Regions from separate parts of the Homo sapiens genome. Here region 1 is linked to region 2. A link is a contact called in ENCODE Hi-C or POLR2A ChIA-PET data. All regions are on one chromosome and are shown on one strand. Each heading gives the region's core, a stretch centred on a gene start or an enhancer-like site at or near the end of the contact. The rest is flanking DNA. Distances are from core to core; before and after follow the strand shown.

Region 1 (5,306 bases), core at 2,187-4,686, 570 kb after region 2:
CACACTCCATCACCAGTGCCGCCTTGGAGGGAGCCTGCCCCAGCCTGTAACATCCCAACCTACCTCCCAGTCTTAGGGGCCCTTGCCCACCACTTTCTTGGGTTTGCCAAGACACTGGGTACATCTCCCAGTCACCCTGGCCTGGACCTCCAGCCCTGTTAGGGCTAAGGCCACTTACAGAGGCTGAAGAAATTCCTGAGGCGAGTCCTCCACACCCCACAGTGAAACGCACCCTCTCCAGCTCACTGAGCCCTGGTGCAGCTGGCATTTCTCTGCCCGCATGCAGGTCAGGATGCCCTTCACAGCTGCTGTGGTCAGAGCATCCATCCCCAGCCTGGGATGTGACTGAAACATCTATTAGACGTTGGGACTCCTGGTCCTTTGGTCCTATTAGCATGGTCCATGCTGCAGCCTCAGAGCAGGCTGTCTCCCCTCTCTTCAGACCCGGGCCCCCAAGTCCCCTCCTCCTCCCAATTTGGCATAGCCCCCAAGACTGAGGCGGTCCAGCCGTGGCCAGCTTCGGTGAGCACAGTCCCGAGCTGCTGGGGCCCCAAGGAGGAGCTCCCCAAGGCCCAGATCCAGAGACTTGGAATGTTCAATGCAGGAGCCAGACGGCTGCACGGTGATGATCACATGGCCAGTCTGCGTCCGTGGACCCCAGGGTGGGGGCAGCCCGGGGCCCTTCAGCGGGTAGCTGTTGAGCAAGGCAGGTAACCCCAAGCGAGGATTAGCGGGCTCTGAACGCAGACTCCGCACTGACGGGACGGGTGAAGTACCCCGACGCGGGGACGGGTCCCAGATTTCTGGCTCTGCGCAGCCTACGGCTCGGGGACTCCTAGGGCCGGGGCTGGGAAGGAGGGCGCAGTCCCAGCCCGGGCCGTCGGGGGGCCGGAGCGCCTGGGCCCGCAGCACCCCCTGGCGGAGCCGTCGCGTCTCCAAGTCTCGGTTCTCATACAGCAGTGTGTTGGCGCAGATGAACACGAACAGGCCGACGCCCATGATCACCGGCCCGAGGAGCCGCAGCCGCTCGTGCGGGCCGTGAGCCCGGCCCCCGCCGCGACCCTCGCGTCGCAGCTCGCTCATCTGGGGCGAGCTGGCATTGGCGGCCCGGGACCCTGGGGCCCCGGCCCGGTGCGGCCAGTAGCCGGCCACTGCAATGCCCATACCCACCAGTACCACGAGCGCCCCCAGCGCCGCGAACGCCCCCGACGGCGAGCGCAGCCGCAGCCGCGCCCGCACCCGCAGAGGCTCGGGCGGGGAGCGCGGGCGCCGGCGGCGGCCCAGGCGGCGGCCCAAGCGAGAGACGCGGCCCTCGGGGCTCCTCCGCACCTCCCCGCATTCTTCGGGGCTCCCGGCCGTCATCTCGCCGTCGTCTGGGCGCTCTGCGGAGAGAAGATGGGAGGCAAGGACTGGACCGACGGGCCTCTAGCTTCAGGGCGCCAGGTTCGGGGCGCAAATCCGGGAGGGAAGCTCCGGCCGCCCAGCCCAGGCCGCTTGGAGATCCCTGGCGGCCACCCCCGGATTTTCCCGGGCGGCGAGGCGGGGAGCCGCCCGCGCTCGGGTTTTCCGCAGCGGAGCTCCGAGCCAGGCACGCGCGGCAGAAGCCGGAGTTGGCCCGGCCAGCGGGCGGAGAGGAGGGAGGGGGGCGCAGGCTGTTCCCTGGCGCATCCCGGGCTGCAAATCTGCCGCCTGCGTCCGGTCCGCAAGCCCGCGGGTCTTGGGCCTCGGGAAACGTGCGGCCCCCAGCTGCCGCGTCTCCAGGGTAAGTACCTCCCGGGCTCGACCCCACCCCCGCACGTGGCTGCACCGTAGCAAATGGGGCGGGGGCGCTCGGGCCTCCCAGGTCCGCAGGGGTCGCTCGCCGGGCCCCACCTCCCCCCTACTGTGCTTTACATACCGCAGCGCGGGAGGAGGGGGCGTCACCGGCTCCAGCCTCTCCCTGCCCGCCCCCTCCTTCCAGACCTCCTCCGCCCGCAGCGAAGCTGCAGCAGGAGCGACTTGAGCTAGACACCGGGAAGACCGCTCGGATCAAGACCAGCCAGGCAGAGGAGGAGAGGCGGCGCCGACTTCGCCCAAGATTTCCATCAAGTCCACGCATGAGAGGCCTCTCCCTCCCCCAGCGGTCGTGCTGGGGCCACGGCAGCAGGCGGGGGTGCCGGTGCCGGGCGCTGGGCCCCGCCGGACGGATGCCCTCCCGGCTCCCCCGTCGGCCCGGGCAAGGCTGTTCCCAGGTTGCGACGTTTCCAATTCGGGCTCCTCCGGATGAATCATCCCCCTTTCCCGCCGCCTGGCCTCCTTTCCCGCCTCCTCCGCCCGAGGCCTCCGTGGCCCGTGGCCCGGTCAGAGCAGCACCGCCCCTGCGCCTCGGGATCCGGGCCGCACAGCTTAAGCCCTCCCGATTGCTGGCCGCGCCCTGCCTGCGGCCTGTGGCCTGGATCCCGGGCCCAGCAGGAGTAGCCGAGCTGCGTGCGGTGTGGCCCCCACGAAAGGGAGGGCGAGGGAGAAGACGCGGCCCCCGCCCAGGCGCCCCAGGCCGCAGGAGAGGAGGCTCAGGGCCTAGCTGTCCAGGGTCGTCCTCACTGCTCGCGTCCGCTTCCTAAAGAACCACCGCGCTGGAGCCCGCAGCCGAAACCTCGGGGAGGCGGCCTTGCTCCCCGACCCACGCCCCATCTGCACCCCAAACCTCAAAGCAGGACACCCATCCCTGCCTCCGACTGGAGCGCTCAAGGCCCGGGCCTAGCAGGGAGCCGCCACTCTCCCGCGTCCAAAGCCTGGTTTCACAGATTGCAACTACGGCCCAGGGAGGCCGGGGAGACTGCCCGACCCCGCACTAGGCGGGGGCTCTGCCAGGTCCGACGCCGGGCTCCGGGGCCCCAGCCCTAGACCCCTCTCAGGACAGCCACGGGAGTATCCAGGAGGAAGCGAGGCCCATCCCCTCCTTGTCCCTGAGTTTGCAGCCCTTTCCCCAGCCCGCAACCGGAGGAGCGATCATCGCTTCAAGCCAGAACTGGCGCTCTCAGCCCCGGCTCCAGCAAGGTCACCCGGAGCCCCGCGCGTCGCTGCCGCGAGGGAAGCGAAAACAAGCAGAGTGGGGACATGGGGACACGCTCAGAGACCCCGAGCCGTGGAGGTAGTGGGCCGACGCTGGGGACACCAGGGAGGCGGAAACTTGGGGACACAGCGCACAGCCCGACAGAAGATGCTGGGGCCGAGTCCCCAGGACTCCAGGGTCCCGCCACCGCCCGCGTCCACACTCCCGCCTGGGGGAACGGGAGGGCCGCGCTCCCGCCCCCAGGGGCCCTGACCGAGGGAGGGAGGGAGGGAGGGAGGGACCAAACGAAAAGTTGGGAAAAGTGGAGTGCGGACCCCTGGACCCCAGCTCGGCTCACCTGGCGCCGCAGCGCCGCGCGGGTCCGGGTCCCAGTCCGCGCGCGGAGGCTCCAGAGCCGCCCGGGTCTCCACGGCCCGGCCCCAGCCCCGCCCCGGCCCCGCCTCCAGCCCCCGGGACCGTCCGACCCGCGCCGGGCCCGGCCCCACCGCCGCTGAAAGGCGGCAGCTCAGGTCAAAGGATCGCAGGTAGGCGCCCTGTGCGCGCCTGGTGACTCCGGGCACCCGTGGCCCGAGTTCTGCCATCCCCACTCTCCCACCCCCAGCTTACATCGGTCGCAAAGGCCCACAAAGGCGACCCCTTCCTACATGGGGAAACTGAGACCCGGGACCCAGGAGCCCCGACACCCGCACGTCCTTCCCCGCTTCCCAGAGCCCCTCATCCCAGGCGCCCGGGGAGCTTCCAGGAGGAGGCGGCCCGAGTCCCTGCTCTGCCCCGGTCCCGCAGCCCTTGCTGTCGCTGAACCTCGCGGACTTCATCTGTGCAATGGGCACCAAGGCTTCAGCCTCGCAAGATGCCGAGAGGCAAGAGCCAGACGCCAAGGGCCAGCCCGGGGCGACTCCGCAAAGCCCTCAGCGAAAGCAGCGCCCGGGGAGGGGCGGGCCTTGTAGCTGAAAGGACCGGACGGGGTGCGGATGTGCCGCCGGGTACTCCTAAGAACAGGCGCCCCTTCGCCAGTGGGGGAGCGGGCTTGTTCCCAATAACGGGGAGGGTGCTGAGAGCTGCGACCCCGCCGGCGAGCCCGAAGGGGGCGGCCCGGCCTTCGCGCCCTCCCGCCCCTGGAGGCAGGAATGCAGAGCGGGGGAGCCAGGGCGGCCGGCGGTCGGCCCAGTTTCCATGATGCGGGGGGCGGGTTCGGGGGAGGCGGCGACCGATTTCCAGGCTCAGCGGTCAGGCCGGGCCCCCCGGGAGGAATTTCCGGCCTAGGATTGATTAAGGCCCGCCCCTCCCCCCGGCCGTGGAGACCCCCGGCGCGCAGCCGGGGGGAGGGGCGCTAATGAGACCCGGCTGCGCGCCGCGGACAGGGAGGGGACCCGAGGAAGGGGCGGGCCAGGGGCCGGGGCCACCCCCCGACGCGGGGCGGAGCCGGGTCCCGGAGCCGCACGGCCAGGCCAGGCCTTGAACCTGAGCTCCCACCCTCTGGGTCGGCGGAGGAGAGTGGGGGTGCATCAGTGCCCCCCGGGACCCCCTCTTCCAGCTCTTAAAAGCCCCCTCGGGGGGTCGGTGAGGTAACGGGCGGACCAGAGGGACCACAGTGGGGAAGACCGAGCCTCGGCTCCCGGGCTTCATCCCTGCGAGGCCGTGTGCGAGATCGAAGCCAGGGCCTCCTTCTTGCCTCCCCAGTCCGACTGGAGGCTCCTGAGGTCTCGGTCCGCTCCACGGAGGCCTCCCTCCAGCATCTTTGCTTGGGACCCCCGCCCCCATCAATCCTCCGCTTCGTCCACTCCCCGCACACTGACCCCACCGCGGTCGCACCTCCGCCTCCCAGCTCTCCCTCCCACCCCTGGGCTCCCTCAATCCCACTCCATGCCTGCCTCTCCCAGCCCACTGCTCTTCCTCCAATAAGCCCGGCTTCTAGTCTGACTCCCTGGGCCCCTCGATCATCCCCTGCCTCCAGCTCTGTGAAGGGCCCTTTGTCCACCCAAGCACGGGGTCAGCCTTGGCCCCTTCCTCTCCCCCTCTCATCCCACTCACAGAGCCTTGGGGGCCCTGCTCTTTTCATCTGGGGCCAGCCACGTTCTCCCTTTCCCATGGCCACTGTCCTGCTCCGGCGTCCAGGCTCCTCCTGGAGCCCATGGTCTCCTGCCTCCCCGTGTCCTAGTGCGCTGCAGACAGGCAGCAAGGGTTTCCACTCTGAATCTGAGCCTGCCACTACCTGCTTAAAACCATCAGTGACTCCCCAAATCGAGTTGGAAAT
Region 2 (5,456 bases), core at 1,728-4,227:
AGGTCAGGAGATTGAGATCATCCTGGCTAATACGGTGAAACCCCGTCTCTACTAAAAATACAAAAAAACTAGCCAGGCATGGTAGTGGGCGCCTGTAGTCCCAGCTACTTGGGAGGCTGAGGCAGGAGACTGGCATGAACCTGGGAGGCGGAGCTTGCAGTGAGCTGAGATCACACCACTGCACTCCAGCCAGGGCGAGAGCGAGACTCTGTCTCAAAAGAAAAAACAAAAACCCACACCACCATACCCACTAACTCTGAGGCTTTAGTCATATAAAGAAAAATAGCCATTATATATTGTTCTTTTGTGCTCTTATAATGTGTAACCATGCCCTTTAATTAAAGAATTCCAGGATCTACAAAAAAAAAAGAAAGCAGAAAAAAGAAGCCAGGCGTGGTGGCTCACGCCTGTAATCCCAGCACTTTGGGAGGCCACAGTGGGGGGATCATGAGGTCAGGAGTTCTAGACCAGCCTGGCCAACATAGTGAAACCCTGCCTCTTCTAAAAATAAAAAAAAAAAAAAAAAAAAAAAAAAACTAGCCAGGCATGGTGGCAGGTGGCTGTAATCCGTCTCAAACAAAAAAAAAAAAAAAAAAAAAAAAAGAAAGAAAAGAAAAAAGAGGCTGGGCGCTGTGGCTCACACCTATAATCCCAGCACTTTGGGAGGCCAAGGCAGGAGGATCGCTTGAGCCTAGGAGTCCAAAATGAGCTTGGCCAACATAGTGAGCTCTCCTCTCTGCAAAAAAAAAAAAATTAGCCAGCTGTGGGGGTGCACACCTGTAGTGCCAGCTACTCTGGAGGCTGAGGCAGGAGGATCACTTGAGTCCGGGAGTTTGAGGCTGCAATAAGCCAAGATTGTGCCAATGCGCTCCAGCCTGGGCGACAGAGAGAGACCCTCTCTCAGAATGACTGACCAACTGAATAAATAAATAAATAAATAAAATAAAAATAATTCTAGGATCTGGCCTTAGGAGATCCAAATTATCCAACCAAGGTTGTGGAATGTCTCATCTCAGGAAGAAATGCTGAAAACTTCATTTACAGCCTTGTTGCTGACAGCCAAACTACCAGGTAGCCCAGTACTAAAGATAATCATTGGCTGGGCGCGATGGGTGGCTCACGCCTGTAATCCCAGCACTTTGGGAGGCCGAGGTGGGTGGATCACCTCAGGTCAGGAGTTCGAGACCAGCCTGACCAACATGGTGAAACCCCGTCTCTACTGAAAATACAAAAATTAGCTGTGCCTGGTGGTGGGCGCCTGTAATCCCAGCTACTCAGGAGGTGAAGCAGGAGAATAGCTAGAACCCAGGAGGCTAGATTCTAGCTATTCTGAGCCGAGATTGTGCCATTGCACTCCAGCCTGGGCGACAAAGGAAGACTCCGTCTCAAAAAAAAAAAAAAAGATAATCATTACAACAGGATATGCTGACCTTCATACCCCACCCTCATGAGCTTTGTCCTGCCCAGCCTGTAAACCCTACACTTGATATCACTTTCCGTGCTTTGCCCAATAAAACATCTCAACCAGCTCTTTTCGGAGAGTCAGGGAATTCTCGCTCTCTTGTGCTGCCTCCCTTATACCCAGGCATAAGCTCCAATGAAGACTTGTCTGGGAAAACTTTTTTGGCCTCATGTTAATTTCTGTTGGATTGAGAGCCTAAGAACCCCTGGTAACAATAGGGAGGTAGTGGAACCGGGTTGTCCGGAGGGATATTTTCACTTTTTTGGATGCACTTGTATCTGCAGTTTTTTACAACGAGCATATATTAATGTTGTAATTATGTGTGTGTTTGTGTGTGTGTGTACGTGTGTATGTTTTTTGTTTTTTGTTTTTTTTTTAATTTGAGACAGAGTCTCACTCTGTCGCCCAGGCTGGAGTGCAGTGGCGCGATCTCGGCTCACTGCAGCCTCTGCCTCCCGGGTTCAAGTGATTATCCTGTCTCAGCCACCTGAGTAGCTGGGACTACAAGTGCACACCATCATACCCGGCTAATTTCTGTATTTTTAGTAGAGACGGGGTTTCACCATGTTGGCCAGGATGGTCTCGATCTCCTGACCTCGTGATCTGCCCACCTCGGCCTCCCAAAGTGTTGGGATTACAGGCGTGAGCCACCGCGCCCGGCCTTGTTTGTTTTCTAAATATGTAAAGTCAGAAATTAACCCAAGTAACGAGCATACATATATATGTGTGTGTGTGTGTGTATATATGTATATATATGTGTATGTGTGTATATATGTGTATATGTGTATTATGTGTGTATATGTGTATATATGTGTATATATATGTGTATGTGTGTGTGTGTGTGTATGTATATATATGGAGTCTTGCTCTGTCACCAGGCTGCGGTGCAATGGCGCTATCTCGGCTCACTGCAACTTCTGCCCCCTGGGTTTAAGCGATTCTCCTGCCTCAGTCTCCCGAGTAGCTGCGACTACCAGCGCTCGCCACCACGCCCGCTAATTTTCGTACTTTTAGTAGAGAGGGGGTTTCCCCCTGTTGGCGAGGATGGTCTCGATTTCTTCACCTCGTGATCCGCCCGCCTCGGCCTCCTCAAGTGCTGGGATTACAGGCGTGAGCCACCGTGCCCAGCCCTAACGAGCATATATTAATGTTGTAATTATATGTGTCTGTGTGTGTGTGGTTTTGTTTTCTATATAAAGTCAGACGAGTGTGTGTGTGTAGTTTTGTTTGTTTTCTAAATATATAAAGTCAGAAATAAACCCAAGTAACCCAGCCGCCTGGGCCAGGTGGTATCTGGCCCGCCCCATTCCAGCCTGAACTCCGCCCACCGCGATCCGGAAGCCTAGCGCCCAGTGGGTTGCAGGAAAAACCCGGAGCTGAACACACTGCCCGACCCGGGCCGCTGCGCTCGGGAGCCTGCGCAGAAGCCGTCGGAGGCGCATGCTCTGTAGCGGTCTCCGCAGCCAGGATTGGCGCCCGCGCGGGCCTTCGAGCCCCGCCCGCAGAGCCCCGCCCGCAAAGCCCCACCCCGGTGCGCGGGTATGGCGGCCAGCCTGTGGATGGGCGACGTGAGTGAGGGCAGCCGTCCGGGGTCTGAAGACAAGGAAGCATCTCGGTTTCGCGAGAGAGGAAGGATCTGAGTGGGAGGGGACTTGGGATCCCAGAAAGGGGAGACGTGTGACGGGGGTTCTTTTTGGTGACACAGAAGCGGGTTCCAGCATCTAAGTGAAGAGGCTGAGTCCGTGAGGCTAGGGGTCCTGGGGCCCCACCTGGGTTCGTGGGAGGGAAAGGTGGTGCTTTGGGGACATAGAATGGGAGCAATCCAAGGACTGAGGCGCGCTGTTCTGGGACCGGAGGAGTGGGGTTTCTAGGTCCAAGGGGAGGCTCCCTAAAGCGGGGCAAGCTTGAACCAAAAGAGCTGGGGTTTCAGGCCGCTCAGTGGAGGCGAACCTCGCCCCTCGCTCCCCCAGCGGCGCGTAGCCAGCCCTGGGCTGAACGGGAGGGGCTCTGGAACCCGGAGTGGGAAGCCCGGCCGCCGGCCTGAGCCGCTGTGCTCTTGTTTTTACGCAGCTGGAACCCTACATGGATGAGAACTTCATCTCCAGAGCCTTTGCCACCATGGGGGAGACCGTAATGAGCGTCAAAATTATCCGAAACCGCCTCACTGGGTAAGTCTCATCTCAGGTCTCTCTTAATACATCTCGTTGCAGCTGTCATGTACGAGAATGTAAACATCGTAGTCATGGCTTCTCACTACCCCTAGTAATAGTCACTGTAAAATTATAACAGCTAACATTTTGAGGTCCCAATGAGTGGAAGGATGGCATGTAGCTTAAGGGTAGGACTTGCCAGGCGTTGTGACTCACACCTGTAATCCCAGCACTTTGGGAGGCTGAGGTGGGTGGATCACCTGAGGTCAGGAGTTTGAGACCAGCCTGGCCAACATGGTGAAACCCCGTCTCTACTAAAAATACAAAAATTAGCCGGGTGTGGTGGCAGGCACCTGTAACCCCAGCTACTCCGGAGGCTGAGGCATGAGAATCACTTGAACCCGGGAGGCGAAGGTTGCAGTGAGCTGAGATCGTGCCACTGTACTTCAGCTTGGACAACAAGAGCAAAACAATGTCTCAAAAAAAAAAAAAACAAAAAAACAAAAAACGCAGGACTCAAGCGAGACTGGGTTTGAAAGCTATTTCTACTCTATGACCTTGGGTAAGTTACTTAACTGCTCTGTCTCATTCACTTTGAGTATAAAAATGGAAATAACAGCACCTACCTCCTAGAGTTATGGTGAGGATTAAATGAGTTAATTCACATTCATCATTAGGACAGTGTATGGCATATAGCATATGCTCAGTAAGTATAGTCAGATTACGATCTGCTGAGTAATAAGCAGTTTACATCCATTATCTCCTTAAAACCTCAGAAACTTCTGAGGTAGGTAAATACTATTATGAAGAGGCTTAATAACTTGAAGAGTTACAATAAATAGCCGGGCGCAGTGGCTCTCGCCTGTAATCCTAGCACTTTGGGAGGCCGAGGCAGGCCGGATCACGAGGTCAGGAGATTGAGACCATCCTGGCTAACACGGTGAAACCCCATCTCTACTAAAAATACAAAAAAAATTAGCTGGGCATGGTGGCGGGCACTTGTAGTCTCAGCTACTTGGGGGGCTGAGGCAGGAGAATGGCGTGAACCCAGGAGGCGGAGCTTGCAGTGAGCCGAGATCGCTCCACTCCACTCCAGCCTGGGCGACAGCTGAGACTCTGTCTCAAAAAAAAAAAAAAAGAGTTATAATAAATAACAAGTCAGGACTTGAATTCGAGTCTATCCTGAAAGCTCATGAGGGCCCTTAACTCTTATGCCATTCATTTAAAAAATTGTGGAGGATGGGTGCGGTGCCTCATGCCTGTAATCCCAGCACTTCGGGAGGCGAGAAGGGTGGATCACCTGAGGTCAGGAGTTGGAGACCAGCCTGACCAACATGGAGAAACCCTGTCTCTACCAAAAATTAGCCAGGCGTGGTGGTGCATGCCTGTAATCCCAGCTACCTGGGAGGCTGAGGCAGGAGAATCGCTTGAACTTGGGAGGCAGAGGTTGTAGTGAGCCGAGATCGCGCCATTGCACTCCAGCCTGGGCAATAAGAGCGAAACTCCATCTCAAAAAAAAAAAAAAAATTATCTGTGGAGATACTACTGTGTTCTACTGTTATACATTCCTGGCTGAAATAATCCAGATATAGCCCCTGCTCATGGAGTTTACTACATTCTAGTGGGGAATGAGACAATAAATAAGTAAACATAACCAAATGCGTATTTTCAGATAGAGGTTCTCTATTGCCTCCATGTTCTTCTTTCTCTTTGAGGTCTTAGTTTTCCTTAGGGAATTATCAATTTGTCAGTGTTTATCAAGCAGCTACTCTTTTCCTTTTTTTTTTTTTTTTGAGACGGAGTCTCGCTCTGTCACTACCCAGGTTGGAGTGCAGTGGCGCGAT

The links. Hi-C counts contacts between places; a loop is a spot of excess contacts on that map. ChIA-PET counts read pairs that join two places held with the same protein, here RNA polymerase II (POLR2A). Pooled maps may share reads with other maps.
Region 1: a loop to region 2 is called in a pooled map, with 4 times the contacts of the local background. The contact joins the promoter of TMEM200B here to the promoter of TRNAU1AP in region 2. A Hi-C loop is called at or near these places in 9 of 50 pooled maps. POLR2A ChIA-PET finds 5 or more read pairs at or near these places in 2 of 52 experiments (A673 and activated CD4-positive, alpha-beta T cell).

Annotation. Positions count from the first base shown.
Region 1 is chr1:29,120,467-29,125,772 of GRCh38, forward strand. It overlaps TMEM200B (transmembrane protein 200B), which reads right to left and starts at 3,437. Exons shown (of 2, transcript NM_001003682.4): 1 at 3,390-3,437; 2 at 1-1,382. The coding sequence starts at 1,362. The coding sequence ends at 439. RefSeq lists a silencer at 792-1,171 and enhancers at 2,851-3,710, 3,711-4,570, 4,571-5,306.
Region 2 is chr1:28,550,108-28,555,563 of GRCh38, forward strand. It overlaps TRNAU1AP (tRNA selenocysteine 1 associated protein 1), which reads left to right and starts at 2,978. Exons shown (of 9, transcript NM_017846.5): 1 at 2,978-3,030; 2 at 3,533-3,630. The coding sequence starts at 3,004. RefSeq lists enhancers at 2,690-2,984, 2,708-2,767 and silencers at 2,918-3,057, 3,990-4,284.